Regions from separate parts of the Mus musculus genome. Here region 2 is linked to region 1. Evidence: chromatin loops called from intact Hi-C (ENCODE). Cell type or tissue: heart. All regions are shown on one strand.

What was found. A loop is a pair of places that touch in the nucleus more often than their neighbours do. Peaks named below come from ENCODE experiments on the same cell type or tissue, not always from the same donor. Only the 100,000 strongest peaks of a DNase experiment are listed, where the experiment ranks them.
Region 2: it touches region 1 in a loop (8-fold over the local background); 10 of 42 quality-filtered maps call a loop at or near these places.

The regions. Positions count from the first base shown.
Region 1 is chr5:120,742,434-120,750,433 of GRCm38, forward strand. Oas2 (2'-5' oligoadenylate synthetase 2) reads right to left here and starts at 7,415. Exons shown (of 11, transcript NM_145227.3): 1 at 7,026-7,415; 2 at 6,105-6,351; 3 at 3,244-3,422; 4 at 612-850. The coding sequence starts at 7,340. In heart, a CTCF peak has its summit at 4,215 (motif pointing left); a DNase peak (open chromatin) is centred at 7,488; H3K27me3 peaks cover 2,677 bases.
Region 2 is chr5:120,675,775-120,683,774 of GRCm38, forward strand. It overlaps Rasal1 (RAS protein activator like 1 (GAP1 like)), which reads left to right. Exons shown (of 22, transcript NM_001359144.1): 20 at 1,014-1,134; 21 at 2,849-2,919; 22 at 3,148-3,823. The coding sequence ends at 3,254. It overlaps Dtx1 (deltex 1, E3 ubiquitin ligase), which reads right to left. Exons shown (of 10, transcript NM_008052.3): 4 at 7,913-7,974; 5 at 7,521-7,682; 6 at 7,287-7,348; 7 at 6,806-6,964; 8 at 6,530-6,691; 9 at 6,347-6,436; 10 at 4,490-5,698. The coding sequence ends at 5,474. Among named protein-coding and RNA genes, the nearest start is that of Rasal1, 31 kb to the left of the region's middle. In heart, a CTCF peak has its summit at 4,074; DNase peaks (open chromatin) are centred at 4,097 and 4,597; H3K4me3 peaks cover 1,800 bases; H3K27ac peaks cover 1,661 bases; H3K27me3 peaks cover 4,340 bases.

The DNA of each region.
Region 1 (8,000 bases):
GTTCAAAATCCAGCAACCACATGGTGGCTCACAACCACCCGTAGTGATATCTGACACCCTCTTCTGGTGCATCTGAAGATAGCTACAGTGTACTTATGTATAATAATAAATACATCTTTAAAAAAAGACACAGGGAAAGCATTCATACACATAAAATAAATTCCACAAAGTGGAGAGTGAGGAACAGATGTGAGGAGACACTTGGCATTAACCTCTGGCCTCCACAGGCATCTGTACATACATGGGTGACAGATAGACAGACAGACACACACACTGCAGGGGCTAGGGGAAGCTGGCAGCCCAGATTCTGAAGGCTCTGGCTTCCCTAAGCTGCTGAAGGATCCCCAGTAGCCCGCCATACTGACTCTTCAACTTCGGCTTTTCAGATCCCTCTGTTCCTTGCTGAGAACTTTTTCCCCCCTTTTCCCAACCCCCTCCTCCCACCACCCATTGGCAGACAAAACCTAACCGTGAGTTGGGACCGTGAAATGCACTAGCTGGCTCTCCTTTGCAAGCAGACCCTCAGGTTCGCTCTGGCTCCTAGCAAGGGTTCAGAACTCGCTCTCAGTGGGGCCCTGGCCTGCAGCTGGAGAGCTCCGGAAGCTGGGTACCTTTGGGACCTGAGCTGGTGCAGAAGGATGTTCCGGACTGTCTCATCCTCAAAGTTGTAATTGACTGTCCAGTAGACACACAGCTCTGTCGGCCGCTGGATAAGTCGCAGCACGGTCCTGACGCCTTGTGCCATGTCGAAGTCTTCAGCTTGGCAGCCCTGTTCCCAGGCATACACAGTGAGCAGTTCCAGTGCGTACAGCAATGGCTGAGGTGGGGGTGTTTTCCACTTCTCCTGGCACTGGGACAGAAGACGAGACCATCAGGAAGCCATCAGAAAGAGCATCCCCCACACCTGCAAGTCACTGTGTCTGTATGGTCTGATACTGGTGAAGGTGTAGAAGAAACACCTGGAATACTCACACTGCTTATAGGAGTGTGTGTGTGTGAGTGTGTGTAGGTGAGAGTGTGGATGCTTATGTGATGGTAAATGTGGGGTGTCTCTCGGTGAATGTGTGTGTGTGTGTGTGTGCGTGTGCGTGTGCATGAGTGTATGTGAATGTAGAGTGTGTGTGAGTGTGAACATGTGTGACTGACTATGTGGGTATATATGAGTGCAAGAATTTATATGAGTGCATGCATGTGCATGAGTGTGAGTGGGTGTGTGCATGTGGAAGTGTGTGTGTGTGTCAGTGTGTGAGCGTGCACACGCGTGCATGTGATTGTGTCAGCGTGTGTGAGGGTGAAGGAGTGTGTCAGTGTGTGAATGTATGAGTGCATGCAGGTATGTGAGTTTGAGTTGTGAGTGTGTGTGTGGGGGGGGAGAGAGGGAGACAGAGAGACTGGGAGACAGACAGACAGACAGACAGACAGACAGACAGAGACAGACCAGAGGTCAAGGGCAGGTACCTCCTTCAGGCTCCATTCTCCAGCTGGGACAGCATCTCTTACTGAACCTTGGGCTCACTGCTGGCTCCAGCGTCCAGCCAGTGAGCCCAGGGATTCCTGGGGCTCTGGCTGTGCCTACGCTGGAGTTGCAGGTGCAGATTATCCTTCTGGCTTTACACTGGTAGTGAGGATCCTCACTTGGGTCCTTGGGCTTATACAGCTCTCCAGCTTCTGGAACAGTGGTCTTTAAAATACACTTGGCAGTCTACTAAAGCTAAATAAATACCTTCTGCTACATTTCATCTAGAGTCCATGTGTGTAAATATAGACATGTGCATACATGTTGTCTGGAGGTCTGTCTGAGAACTCAGCAATTCTGTGTCTATTTACCCAAGAAAAATGAGTGCTGAAGATCACAAAAGATATATTGGAGAATACCCACAAGGATCCAATTTATAGAGAAATGACCCAAAGGCCCAGCACAGCAGAGAAGAAAGACATGGCTATATTACCTCAACAGAATAATATATAGGAAGGAAAAGCTATTGCTATGTAGTGATAGGGCACAAAAGTGGAATGAAATAAGATATCAACTGTGTGCAATGTGATCCATTTACAGTGTCCAAAAATAAGGGAGGGCCAGCAAGAGGGCTCAGTGAGGAAAGGTGCTTGCTACCAAGCCCGTTGAACTGAGTTCAATCCCCAGGACCGATATAGTGGAAGGAGAAAACCCATCCTCTGACCTCCACACATATACTATGCCACCCCCCATAAGTGGTAACTGATATTGGAATTTAAATTTTTAAAAAATATATAGTCAAATTTTTGTTTTATGTGTACAGGTGTTTTGTTTGCATGTTCTGGTGCCTGCATAACCTGGAGGTGTTAGATCCCTCTGGAGTGAAAGTTGGTTGTGGGATGGATGATGCAGGTGCTGGGAATCCAACCTTGTTCTCTGGAAGACCAATGTGTGCATGCTCGCTCTCTCTCTCTCTCTCTCTCTCTCTCTCAATTTATTTATTTATATAATATATGTGAGTATACTGTCACTGAGGAGGGCATCAGACGCCATTACAGATGGTTGTAAGCCACTATGTAGTTAGTTGCTGGGAATTGAACTTGGGACCTCTGGAAGAACAGTCAGTGCTCTTAACGGCTGAGCCATCTCTCCAGCCTACAATATGTGTTCTTAACTGCTGAACCATTTCACCAGCTTCAGAAGTTGAGATTAGCCTTAAACTCTAGAGCTGTGTGTCTTCTCTTCTAGAGTGCTGGGATCAGTCAGGTAGCCACCATGTCCTTGAGTTGAGAAAATAGTCTATTCTGGTTTGTGGCTGAAGAAGAGATCAAATCAGGTTGAGGTATGTTGTTAATATGGTTGAAATTTCCTCACTATGAATGATCTCAATAGAAAGCTAATACAGTAGGGCATGGTGGCTTTGGTCCCAGGACTTGGGAGTTGGCAGGGGCAGAGGCAGAGGCAGAGGCAGAGGCAGAGGCAGAGGCAGAGGCAGAGGCAGAGGCAGAGGCAGAGGCAGAGGCAGAGGCAGAGGCAGAGGCAGAGGCAGAGGCAGAGGCAGAGGCAGAGGCAGAGGCAGAGGCAGAGGCAGAGGCAGAGGCAGAGGCAGAGGCAGAGGCAGAGGCAGAGGCAGAGGCAGAGGCAGGTGGATCTCTGACTTTGAGTTCCAGGCTAGACTGAGACCCTCTTAAACAAGGCAACAGCTTTCGCCTACGCAGTCCATGCTCTCCCAATAAACGTGTTGCAGAAGGAAAAACAAAACAAAACAAGGCAACAACATACATTACCTGTTCATACCAGTGCTTGACCAATAGGATCAAATCCTTCAGTCTTTGGGGATATTTCTTGAAAAACCGCTGCTGCAGTGTGGTGAAGCAGTCTGAGAACTCCCCTGGTGAGGCTCTTACTTGATCCATGGATTTTTTGAGATCCACATAGACACAGGAGCTGGGATTCTCATTGGAGCCTTAGAGACAGGAGAGAGCAGCGGGAAGCTCAGCTGGAGTTGGGAAGATCCTCTATTGCCTGATCTGCTCGCTCTCTGGGAAAGCTAACAGTGGGGTTATTCTCCTTGATAGATAATAAAAGCTAAAATGAAGGCTCTGTGTGTGTGTGTGTGTGTGTGTGTGTGTGCGTGCGCGCGTGCGTGCGTGCGTGCGTGCGTGTGCGCGTGCACCCAAGACAGAATCAGTGGAGCCACACACAGCATGAGGCAGTAAATTACACATGAGAAATGAAGGCCTCTGGATAATACCAAAGCCAAATGTTTGTGTGCAACTACATACGTCTGTGTTACACTTCTACCAATGCCTCTTACACAGACTCGGGCACCTGGAGGTGACAGGACCAGGAAAGGGAGAGGTGTACGGACCAATTAGTTTCCACACTTGCTCACTGAGTTCCGCTGTTCATATTTAGGTACACAGCTTTGGGCAAGGAACCATATGGACTCCCCAGCAAGTACTGGGCACGTGCCCTTGCCATTTATTGACTAGTGACTCTATACCAGGCATAACTGAAGTCCTTTATGCAACAATGTAACAAGTCTTACAAGCCTCATGTGGGGCAAAACTACAGAAACCATGGCAACAACAGTCTGCCTGACCTGGTAGAGACAAGTATACCAGGCTAGTTGGCCTTTTTATTTAGTAAAGGAAGCGATTTCAGAGCCCCCGTAGGGTCTTATTTTTTCAGCAACATTTATTGCTTTCTTGTAATTAAATCTTATTTTGGAAGATGCAAATCTATCGCCATCTGGTGGCATCATACAGTACTACATGTGGAGAGTTTCTTCTCCCAGCAGTTTCCTTGATTGGGTCAAGGCAGCAGTTGGACTGGACTCCTACTACCAGACTCTGTGTATCAGAAGCGAGAACCCAGAATTTCCTGCAGCCCTTTCAAGGCAGGCACACCATTACAACTAAACGAACCTGTTAGCTGGTTCCTTTGATCTTAGATTTGGTGACAAGGGACCCAGGGGGTCATGTGTCAGTCCCTTTTCTGGTTGGAAGAGGGATGTCTTTCTTTTGGCTCCCTGTTAGAGGGTATAGCCATCATGGTGGGGAAGATATGGCTGCAGGAGGTGATGCTGCATGATGCCGTCTTGGACCAGGAAGAAAACACAGAATGGGAGTGGGGCCAGAAGCAGGCTGGGGTTACCACCCTTAAGACTCACTTCCCAGCCCTCCACTTCCTCTCCACACCCTCTGAAATGAGCTCCACAAGCTGGGACCAAGTGTTCAAACACATGAACCTGTAGGGACAGTTCACCTTCAAACCCTAAGATGGGAAGGGCCCAGGGATGCCACCTTTCTGGGAATGTCATCATGTGGGTGTACGTACATCTCCATCTTGTCAGAAAATGGTTAGGCGGTGGCCATTCAAGGGCTCAGTAACCCAGAAGTTTCTCAGGATTGTGGACAATGAAGGGGCCCTGGCCTCCAGCTCAGAGGTCCTGGGCTGTCAGCCCAGTGGAGTCCACTGCTGGCAGAATAGCTATGATACATTCTCGTGCTTCTGTTTTTCCACCCATCTATCTGTCCACCCCTATATCCATACATTTTCCATCTGTCCACACATCCATCCACCCATCCATCCAACCCACTCATCTATCCATCCATACATCTATCTATCTATCTATCTATCTATCTATCTATCTATCTATCTATCCATCCATCCACTTTTACATCCATCCATCCATCCATCCATCCATCCATCCATCCATCCATCCATCCACACATCCATCCATCTATCCATCTATCCGTTCACTTTTACATCCATCCATCCATCCATCCATCCATCCATCCATCCATCCACCCACCCATCCACACATCCACACATCCATCAATCCATCCATCCATCCATCCATCCATCCATCCACTTTAACATACATACATACATCTACCCACACATCCATCCATCCATCCATCCATCCACAATGCTTCCATTCATTTTCCATCTGTCCACACATCATCCATCCATTCATCCTCATACATGCATACCTATCCCTACATCCATCCACCCACACAAACACACATTTAGTGGGACCCAGCCATCCACCTGTCCACTTCCTTTCTACCATTTGTCCATCTGCCCATCACTCATCCACCCTCTCACCTATCAAGGCTCCCCTTTAGAACATTGTATCCAAAGTCAATGAGATGAAAATGAAGTGCTAGACAGAGTATGCCTAGGGAAGGAGGCTCTTGTCTCTTGGGAGTTGTGGTGGCTTGGATGAGAATGGACCCCAGAGGCTCATTATCTTTGCACACTTAGTCCTCAGTTGATGGATTGTTTGGGAAGAATTAAGAGGTGTGTCCTTGGGCTGGTGAGATGGCTCAGTGGGTAAGAGCACCCGACTGCTCTTCTGAAGGTCCGGAGTTGCTCCAACACTATGCCTGTCTGTTTCCCACCATGGTGATAAGGGGCTAACCCTCGGAAACTCGAAGCCAGCCACTTAGTTAAATGCTTCTTTTTATAAGAGTTGTCTTGGTCATGGGTGTCTCCTCACAGCAACTGACCAGTGACTAAGACAGGAGTTTACAAGCTCCATTTTGGAGACAGCCTCAGCCCACGGGACCCCAGTGGCCTCCCAGGACTCCCAGAATGCTTGGACACCCCCCCCACCCCCAGTCCCCAGATCACTCACGTAGAGGATTGAAGACTGGAAGTAATTGCAGGAGTATTCTCTGCCCTGGTACAGACACTTGTACTACAAGGGCATGTTCATGCTTTACTGACTTCTTCTCATGGATTTTCAGCCACAGTTCAATGACGTCAAGGTATGCATCTTGGTATTTTATCTGATCCTGGAACTGTTGGAAGCAGTCCATGAAGAGAACAAGGGTACCATCGGAGCAGCCTCTTAGGGCTGTTTCCCGGCCATAGGAGCCACCCTGTGGGGAAATGGAGGGGCAGTTGTGAGATCTAGACTTTCTGAAGCTCCAGGTAGTGACATTTCTTAAATCAAGTGAAATCCCCCAAATGGCACTGGCATTTTAAAATCAGGTTGCCAGCACCAGTTTGTGTCCATGTTTTGCATGCTAGCTCCAAACTGGGGTCAACTCAAAACTGCGCTAAGACGAACAAATAACACAGCAGAATACTATACAGGCATGGAAAAAAAATAGATATGGTAGAGTACTATGTAGGCATGAAAAAGATACACGAACAAAAATCTCATAAATGTGGAGTCAAAGACACTCTATGGCAAAGCACAAATGCATGTAGTCAATCCCTGGTAATTTACTGAGCACTGATAACAGCCGTCCCTGTGCTAAGAACACTGCGTGCTTCACCATCACAACACTCTGAAGTGGGGTCTAGGCTGACCTCATTCTGCAGATCTGGACACTGAGGCACAGAGAGGTAAAGGACCCTTCCGGGAGTCATGCAGCCAGGTGGAAGAAGACCTGGCAGCAGCTTGGGCCCCTTCACTGTCTGTCCTCAGAGGAAAGCCTTCGAAGTGCAATCCCCTGGGCCCTGTGTGGCACAATGCTCAGCACCACCACCTTTGGGAACAGCGAACTCTCCTGGGATGCAGAGCCCTGGCCCCCACCCTGAGCCTCACCTTAGCCACTTCCTTCACAGGGATCTGACTGCGCAGCAGGTCCCAGATGGCATCCACGGCCTGGTCTATCTGCTTCAGAGATTCTCTGTTAGGTTTGAGGTTTTCCTGGATATACCCTTCTAGCTTCTGCGATGGCACCGAGGACACCGCAATCTGCTTCAGACAGTTTTCGTTGGGTGTGAGGTTTGCCTGGATAGACTTTTCTAACTTGTGCACTGGCCCGGAGGGCACCCCTGAAGACCCACCAGGTGACCAGCCAGATGAATAGCCAGATGACCTGTCAGATGACCAGTTTCCAGTCAGCCAGTTTCCCATCGTTGCTAGCTGGTCTTGTCAATTGTCGAGGCAGAGCACTGTAGCTCAAGTCCTGGGCCTTCTGCCCTGCACCCGGGTTTCTAGAAAGAGGAAATCAAGTCCAAAGCCCCACCCCTAACACAGCCAAGCCTAGGAACCTAGGAAATCGAAACTCAAGTGTGGGAGTTACTTCCCAGCAGCTGGTGTGTGTTTGCTTCCAGCTAGCTGGCCACTCCCAAGGACACCCCAGCTTAAACTTAGAGCCTCTAGAGCCTCAGGGGACACCTGCACAGAGGCCAGTGTTTGCGTCCATCAGTGTAGGACTGTCTTCTTGGTGCCTCTGTTTCCTCTACCTATAGCTAGGAGGAGCATGTCTCAAAAAAAATTGGCAGAAAGCTGGCTGGCTAAATGCTAAGCTAATTTGATTTTATTGAGGGTAGAGTCTGTCCGTTAACATAATGTCCTTCCTCCTTGTTTCCAGTGGCTGAAGCATTCGGTGACAGACAGGGCAGACAGACTGAGCTCAGAGAAGGTGCTGACTTGCTCAAAGATGCACTGCAGGACAGGTGCCTTGACAGACAGATGTAGGCTTCCTGACTTTGGGTGAACATAGGTCCCTGAAGAGTCAAGAGTAGTCCTCCCCCCCCCCACATGTTAAAAAATAAATATTTAAATATTTAA
Region 2 (8,000 bases), 67 kb before region 1:
CCCCATCTGCCAGTCAGAAGCATCCCACTTCCACCTGGGCGTGTGGTGCAACCTCCAGCGTGTGACTTAATTTCTCTGTGCCTTAGTATTCTCATCTGGGAAGTGGGGTTGCAGACAGCCGGTACCTCCTTGGTCCTATTAGCTGATACCAAGTTGATATATTCAAAGTGTAGTATTTGCTTCATGCAAGTCCTGTTTCCAACATCCCTACTATGTGTCAGGTTTTCACAGCAGAGACAGATGTGTTGAAGTTAGATGGGGATATGATGACCGTGACAGGTTGCTCTGCTGTTGCGGGGATGAATCCCTAGCCCTGAGCTCTCTACTACTGACCCGCAACCCAGCTCCAGCTAAACACTTAAAGTATTAGAATGACCAGCCTGAGGCTTTGTCTGAGACTGAGCCCCAAGGCAGGGATCAGGAAGGCTTCCTGGAGAAGGTGTTGCTTTGACTGGCTAGTGTGAAGTGGAGACAGTGAGTGAGAATGTGCAGAGCTGGAATCAGGATGAACAGAAGGGGCTGGAGCAGGGCTAGTGGATCTTTGTGGTCTGTTTTGGCTTCCCTTCTCTTTCTGGGATAAAACACTCTGCCTGAAAGCAATTTAGGGGAAGAAAAGGTTAGTCTGAGACCATGGCACAACTCCATCTGCTGGCTCACCCATGGGTTTACACTTAGCCAGCTTTCTGATGCAGCCCAGGATCACCGGCATAGGGAATGGTGCCACCCACAGTGGGCTGGACCCACTAACAATCAACACAGATGTGACCACGGGATAATTTGATCTGGGCATTTTGTTATTTGAGAGCCTCCTCTTGGATGGCTCTATGCTGTGTAAAGTTGCTCAAGAGCAACAGGGTCAGGGTTCATGATGGAGGCAGGGAGGCTAGGGAGGAGGCTGGAACCCATGCAGGAGCTACAGGGGGAGCGTGGCTAAGAGCAGGCTTGCACAGGTGAAGGCAGGATGTGATTGAGCCTGGGACAAGACTTTTCCTGACAACGCTGTGTACCCTCAGCTGCTGGTTGTAGCCGCACACACTCAGCCATCACACTGGGAGACTGGAGTGACCCACTGGATCCTGACGCCGAGGCCCAGGCAGTGTATCGCCAGCTGCTCCTGGGGCGGGACCAGCTCAGGTGGGTGTCACCTGCCTCACCTCGCCGTGGCCTCCTCACATTCATTCATCCCTGAAGAAGTGTTTCCCTCCCTCAGGGTTTCATGTAGCCCAGGCTAGCCTTGAACTCGCAGTGTGGCAGATACCCTTAAACTTTGGATCCTCCTGCTTGTATTTCCTCAGCGCTGGGCTTTGGGTGTGTGCTGGTTTATGTGGTCTTGGGGACTGAGCCTCCAGCTTCATGCATGTTGGGCAAACTCTACCAACTGAACTGCAGGCTCAGCCCGTTTTCTTCCTGTTCTTTTTCTATTTGCCCGTGCTAGGGATGGAACTCAGAGCTTTGTACTCTGCTGAGCTTCAGCTCAGCCCCACTGATCCATCTTCTATCACCCTGGCTAAGCTTTCAGATGTGTGTGGGCCGCCGTGGGGCCTCAGTGTCCAGGGATGCAGAGCTTAGATCCGAAAGGCAGACTGGGATCGTCTCAGCTAAGGTTTATATGGCTATGACAAAACACTGATAAAGGAAAGCTTGTAACTCGGGGCTTATAGTTGCAGAGGGTTAGAGTCCATGATGGCAGACAAGACAGCAGGAGCAGCTCAGAGCTCACATCCTGATCCCAAAGCAGGAGGCAGAGAGAGCTAACTGGGTTAGCTAAAAGATTTGAGCCTTTTGAAACCTCAAATCCCACTCCCAGTGATACACCTCCTCCCACAAGGCCACGCCTCTTCCAAAGGCCACACCCCTCTCACAAGGCCACACCTCCCCTAAAGGCCACACCTCCTCCCACAGACCATTTCTCTTCCCACAAGGCCACACCTCCTTTCACAAGGCCACTCTTCCTCCCACAAGGCCACACATCCTCTCACAAGGCCACTCCTCTTCTCACAAGACCACACCCCTTTTGCAAGGCCACACCCCAAAGGCAACGCCTCTTCCCACAGGACACACCTCTTCCTACAAGACCACACCTCCTCTCACAAGGCCACTTTTCCTCCCACAAAGACATACCTCCTCTCACAAGAAGTGAGAACTTACAGAATGGGGGCTCCAGAGACTTAGGCATGATTAGTCTATATAACTTGGCTTCTGATCCTTCCTGGTGCCTTGGACACCTCCCTCCATCCCCCAGCTTCCTGGCCTTAAGAGCTTTGTTATTTAGTGACAGGTGTATCCCATCCCACTATGGAAAAGGTTCTTTACTTAGCTGCCTGAATTCAGATCCCGGCCAGTTAGGGGCTGTGTGGTTCTCAGCTCGTTATTTGGCTTCTCTGTGCCTCATATGAAAAAGGAGGTGACAGGACACTGACCTCATAGTACTGTCCTAAGGGTCAGAGGTGATCCTGTGAAAGGACACCACGTAACCTCCCATATGTAGGAGCTATTAGTATGCTGTGTGACAGTAGGTAAGTTCTTTGATCTCTCTGTGTGTCAGTGGTTTATCTGAACAGGATTATTGGTACCTCATGTAAGCTGGCTGTATAAGTAAATGAATTTATGCACGTACAAGGCTTCTCGGTGTAGTGTCTGCTACTCTAGAAAGGTTTGTAGTGACTGAGTGGTGAAGGTTGTGATGATGGTGGTGGTGGTGATGATGATGATGGTAGTGATGGTGATAATGATGACAATTGTAACCATGGTGATGACGAGATTTCTCCTACAAGCAGCAGAGAATCTTGGGTAGGAGCAGCATTGAGCCTCAGAAACCAGCCTTGTCCCTTTTCCTATCAACTCTCAGGCTGAAACTGCTGGAGGATTCCAGCCTGGACACAGAAGTGGACCCTGGGAGGGACTCCAGTGCCACAGACGGTAAGGGAGAAGAGTTCCATTCTTGTCCCTTACAGATGCATGCCCCGGTTTGCCAAGCACACCTGCTCTTGCATGCCCTCTTGTTTCCAGTTCACCAATGGGACAGTATCCTGGTGAATTTGGGGATTCTTCCTGCATGGGGGGAAAAAACCCTACAGCATCAGGAGGTGGAATCTGTAACAACCACCAGAAGCCTGATGAACCCTGTGGCCTTTTCTTTCCCTCCAGGGCCCTGTGCTGAGGTTCTGGCCCAGCAGAGAGCAGCCACAACCCACCTGCTGCAGGTACTTGAAGACTTGGAGCAAGCCCACGAGGAGTTCCAGAAACGGGGATAGGAGCAAGTGGCCCTCTAGGATGCTGGATGCTGAGAAAGTGCCAGAGCCAGCTGGGGACAGAGCCATGGGGCCTCCCTGAGCATTCTTTGGCCCAGGCATCTTCTTGAGGCCCCCTTCTTCACTGCTTGGGGCCTCCCAGACAAAGCCTGGTCCTGTGTGCTCTGTAGCCAGCCAGGGCATAGGAGCCTTTGGTAGGGCCCAGTCTTGTACTGACCAAACCTCACTTTCTTCTCTGAGCCTGGAGTCTCAGCTTCACTGGACACAGCCCTTCCAATACCCGTGGCGCCCATCTCACCCCAAGCTGCTGGATACAGCTGTACCTGAACGCCAACCCTGGCGGACTCAGAAAAGCATTCAATAGGCTTGGCCAGGAACTTCCTGTTTTCCACTTCTGCTAGCCACTGTGACCTCACAGATCCTTCTGTATTCCACTCTCATCTGGCAGCCCCAACCAGGTGTTCTCAGAAGAACGGACTGGGGGCCCAGCATGCCAATTCAGAGCCTCGAAGCCGGACACAGGCTCTTCCTCTCTCTTATACCCTGTATAAAGTGATGCGTGAGCATGCTTAGCCGTGACGTGTTAAAATCGGGGTACCCTAGGGCTCAGTCAGAAGCTCCTTGGCTAGAAACAGAGGTTCCCAGACCCTGCCCTAGCCACTGAATGCATCTGACGGTCTGGGGGGGCATCTGAATTCTGGGGCTCAATGGTTCTGTGAGTGTGAGGTATGATTTGAGAGTGACCCACAGCGGAGGAAGTCGGCTGGCGGAGCCTGTGAATTCTGAGTTTGCCTAAGACAGAAAGGCAGGGTGTGGCGCTATCCCATGTGTGACCAGCAAGGGTCGCCTGGAACTGGGGCATCTCCCACAGGCTTGGGTCCACTTGAGCTGCCAGAGCCTCTTCCCCTGCTCCTTGCTCCAGGGTAGGGTGGCCTCGGTGAGCTGATATGGTGTCTCCCAGGTCTTCCTCATTCTCCTGGAGGGCTGCACGCAAGAGAATCCTGTCTACTTCTCTTGATGCTGCATGACTGGGCAGTTACAAGACCCATGCACTGCTCCCCCACCCCACCCCACCCCCACCCCCGCCCCACCGTGGTCCTCCGTTTGCTATTGTCTTCCCGGTGTTCCAGAGGAGCACAGTCACCCAGCACCCTCTCTTGGCAGAAAAAGGCCTGACAAGGAGAAAGACCATTTATTTCTCCACCCACAGTGGGACTGGTAGATTTTTTTTTTTTTTCCAAAAGAGCAATTGCTGGCGTCCCTTTAAAGCTTGGCTGACTTCCATCCCAGCAGCCAATCCTCAGAGGCGGAGCTGGTGAGTTGCCTGGGCAACGGGCCTCTGGTTGGCCTGAGACGATCAGCCGCCCACCGCCCACTTTCAAGCAGGGAGAAGTTTAACGCTTTGCTGCCTGCTCAGCTTGATGCGTGTATAGCCTGAACAAGGCCTCCTCCCCTCGCTCCTGAAGCCAGAAGTGGGTCTCAAATGTCCGGAGCGGTTTAGTGGGGGAGAAGCCGGTACAGAGGCAAGGACGATGTCTTTGCCTGGGATAGACAGAGGTCAAGAGATGGACACAGGAAGAAGAAGAAGTCAGGGTCCCGGGAAAGATAGACACAAGCACAAAGTTAAGATAGCCTCGTCCCCAGTGGCCTGCGAAAAGCTACTTAATAACCTGGGGTTTCTACCCCATTGGCTTTGCAGTGCTCAGTGGGCAGGTGGCAGCGCTGACGTGGGTTAAGGGGTTGAGGCCCAGGGGCAGAGCGACCCCTTGAAGCCTTACAGAGTCCCCCCCACTATCCCGTGCTTGACTCAAGTCCTGGGAAAGGGACGAGCCTATACAGATGTAATGGAGACACAGGTATTTCCACAGGACATGTCATGGGGGCCTTTCTGTCTCTTTCTCCCCAAGCTGGGAGAAGTGGAGAGGCACGTGGTGTACGTGCGTGAGTGCGTGCGTGCAACAGGACACGTGTGCGTTTGTGTGTGGTGTGAAGGGCAAAGCGCCATCGTTTTCCATAGGGAAGTCGCCCTTGCTGGTGGTCCTATCTCTGCTGCTCTTGCCGGAAGCCACAGGTTGGAGCCAGCTGGCCTGGTGGACTCCCATCACCCCCCCCACAGCCACCAGCCAGATCCCCTTAGCGCTTCTGGCTCCTCCCGCCGAGAGCGGAGGGAGGCATGTGCCAGGCTAGAGGCAAGGCAAAAGGGAAGGCGGGCAACTCAGGCCTCAGGCCTTGGCCATGGCCTCAGAAACCCCCTGGGCGGTGAGCTCAGCCAGCACGTTGTCTAGGTAGCTGGCGTCGGGGTAGCCGTGACCAGTGAGGTTGGAACCAAACTCCGTCTTGTGGTGAATCTCGTTCCACACCACGGTGTCCGACTCGCCCGTGGTGTTGGATGTTCCGATAGTGAAGATGAGTCTGCGTTCCCAGGCGGTGATGAGCAATCTCAGCACCTTGGGGGGGGGGGGATAGGGGGATGGGAGTGAATGTAACGGGCAGTCTGATCCTTATGCCTGTTACATTACACCATCCATTCACTACATAAAATTCTGTTTCTTTCGGAGCCTGTCATTAGTACAGGCAGGGCTTAGACCCCACTCTTAGTACTAAAGAGTCAGTTTGTGAATTAGTTCCCACGATTAAAGATCTGGAGATTTCACAGGGCAATCTAAGGTGCTGGCTTTTTGGTTAAAGAGGTAAAATCAGGTGCCCTAAGTGTGAAGATGAGGGTTTGAAGGGCTACTTGGGTTCAAATCCTGCCTCTGCCACTTGGTTGCTGTGTGACTGTGCGTTAAGTTTCTTACCCTCTGTGAACCTTTGTTTAGCTAGTGAATGAGAGGAAGCAGATTCAGGGCCTGCTGCGGCCGGGCAGTGGTGGCACACGCCTTTAATCCCAGCACTTGGGAGGCAGAGGCAAGTGGATTTCTGAGTTCGAGGCCAGCCAGGCTTATACAGAGAAACCCTGTCTCAGAAAACCAAAATAAGTAAATGAATGAATAAATAAATAAATAGATAAATAAATAAATAAATAAACAAACAAATAAAAGATAGCGGCTGGGGACTCTGCCATCATTTATTGTGGAGACCAGGTGGGCACTCACCTTTCGGCCCTTCTCATTGTTGGGTAGGTAGCAGTGGCGAGGGAAGCCTCTGGCTGTGAACTTCTTGCCTGGGTTGGGATGTTCAGGGCCCTGCAGGGACAGGCAGGAGGGTTTCAGACCACTGACGGAATCGGGGAGTTGGGGGAGGGGCAGAGAGTTGGGGCTGTGGCCTGTGGAGCTCACCTGGATGCCCGTGGGGATGTCATAGACGATGCGGATCGTCTGGGTGTCTGCAAAACCAGGCAGCGAGTGCGGGATGAGGTGAAACTCCATCTTCCCTGGTGGCTGTGTCCCTGTCTTCTCCCCGTAGATGGCTTTGCAGGTTGGACACTGCAGGCTGCCATCCTGAGACAGGGGTGCTGCTGTGAGGCCCCTGGGGTCCCACCGGGGCCCCGCACCCACTGCCCACCTCACCGCACGGCCCCCTCCCACTGCACGGCAGCCCACCTTGTGGCCCACCTTGTTGCCATTGGAGTACATGGCCACCAGGCAGAGCAGGTGATACATGTGGCCGCAGCGGCCCAGGCGGCCCACAAGCTCGGGCCGCACACTCTTGTTTCGGAGCACGCCCTCATAGCCAGATGCTGTGACCAGCCGCTCCATGCAAATGGTACAGTCCTGGAGGGCCAGGGAGATGGGGGAGGGCCATGAGGAAGGCCAGAGAGGGGTACAAAGTTTCGTGGGGAGGAGATGGAAAATCTTGGAGCTGACTCCTTGCCTGCTTAGCCCCTGAGCAGGGGTTAAATGCTTAATCACCCGAAGCAAAAGCCGGAATGGAAGACTTGGCATAAAACCGTCCATCACAAAGATGGACAGGTGCGATGCTGTTAAACTTAAGCTCCGCCCCCCCACCCCCCCAGGATCTGGTGAGGACAGTGAGGCCAGGATGGACAGGAGGAGAACTGGTCTTGGGTGCTGAGGCTCCACCTGGCTGGCTCACCTCATCAGGCGGGTTTTTCACCTTCTGCATGTACCTCCGAACCACATCCTCAGGATTCTTGCCTGCAGAGACAGCGGGACGAGGGAGGAGTAGGGGTGGGGCTCAAGTGCTGGGGAGCAGATGGGGGAGGGGTAGGAAGGAGGGCTCGAAGGGTGGGCTGGCGGAAAGCAGAGGCAGGTGCATGCTGGGTCCTAAGAATACTGCAGTTGTGTTTGGGGGTCACACGGGACCTACTTTTCTTGAGGTGTTTCTTCTTGGTCTTGCGGCACACGCCGGGCACTCCAGGCACAGGCTTCACGTCGCTTTTGCTTACTGGTGGTGGGTGCAGGATGGGTTTGGGTGCTCGTGTCAGGCACACCGGCAGCCCCGCTGCACACAGCAGGATCCCGGTCATCCCTGGTGGGTGGGGGTAGTGATGAGGGGGTGGAGTCATGAGAAGCCACGCCCTCCTCATCGTTGGGTGGGTGCCACAGAGGGTGGAGGGCAGGGTGTTTCCCCTGCCCACTGAAGAAAACCATTTCAGGTGAAAGCCAAGCAAACCCAAAGGGAAAGGGCCTGCCCACTAGTTTATCAGAGGGGCGGAGCTCATGAAGCTTGTGGGCGGGGCCTCGTGAGCTGGGTCTTACCTGCCAAGGCTGGGTGGACAGGGCCAGTGCCATTCAAGTTCTTCACGGGGAGCGCCGGAACCCTGTGGGGATCAGAAGAGGCTCCAGA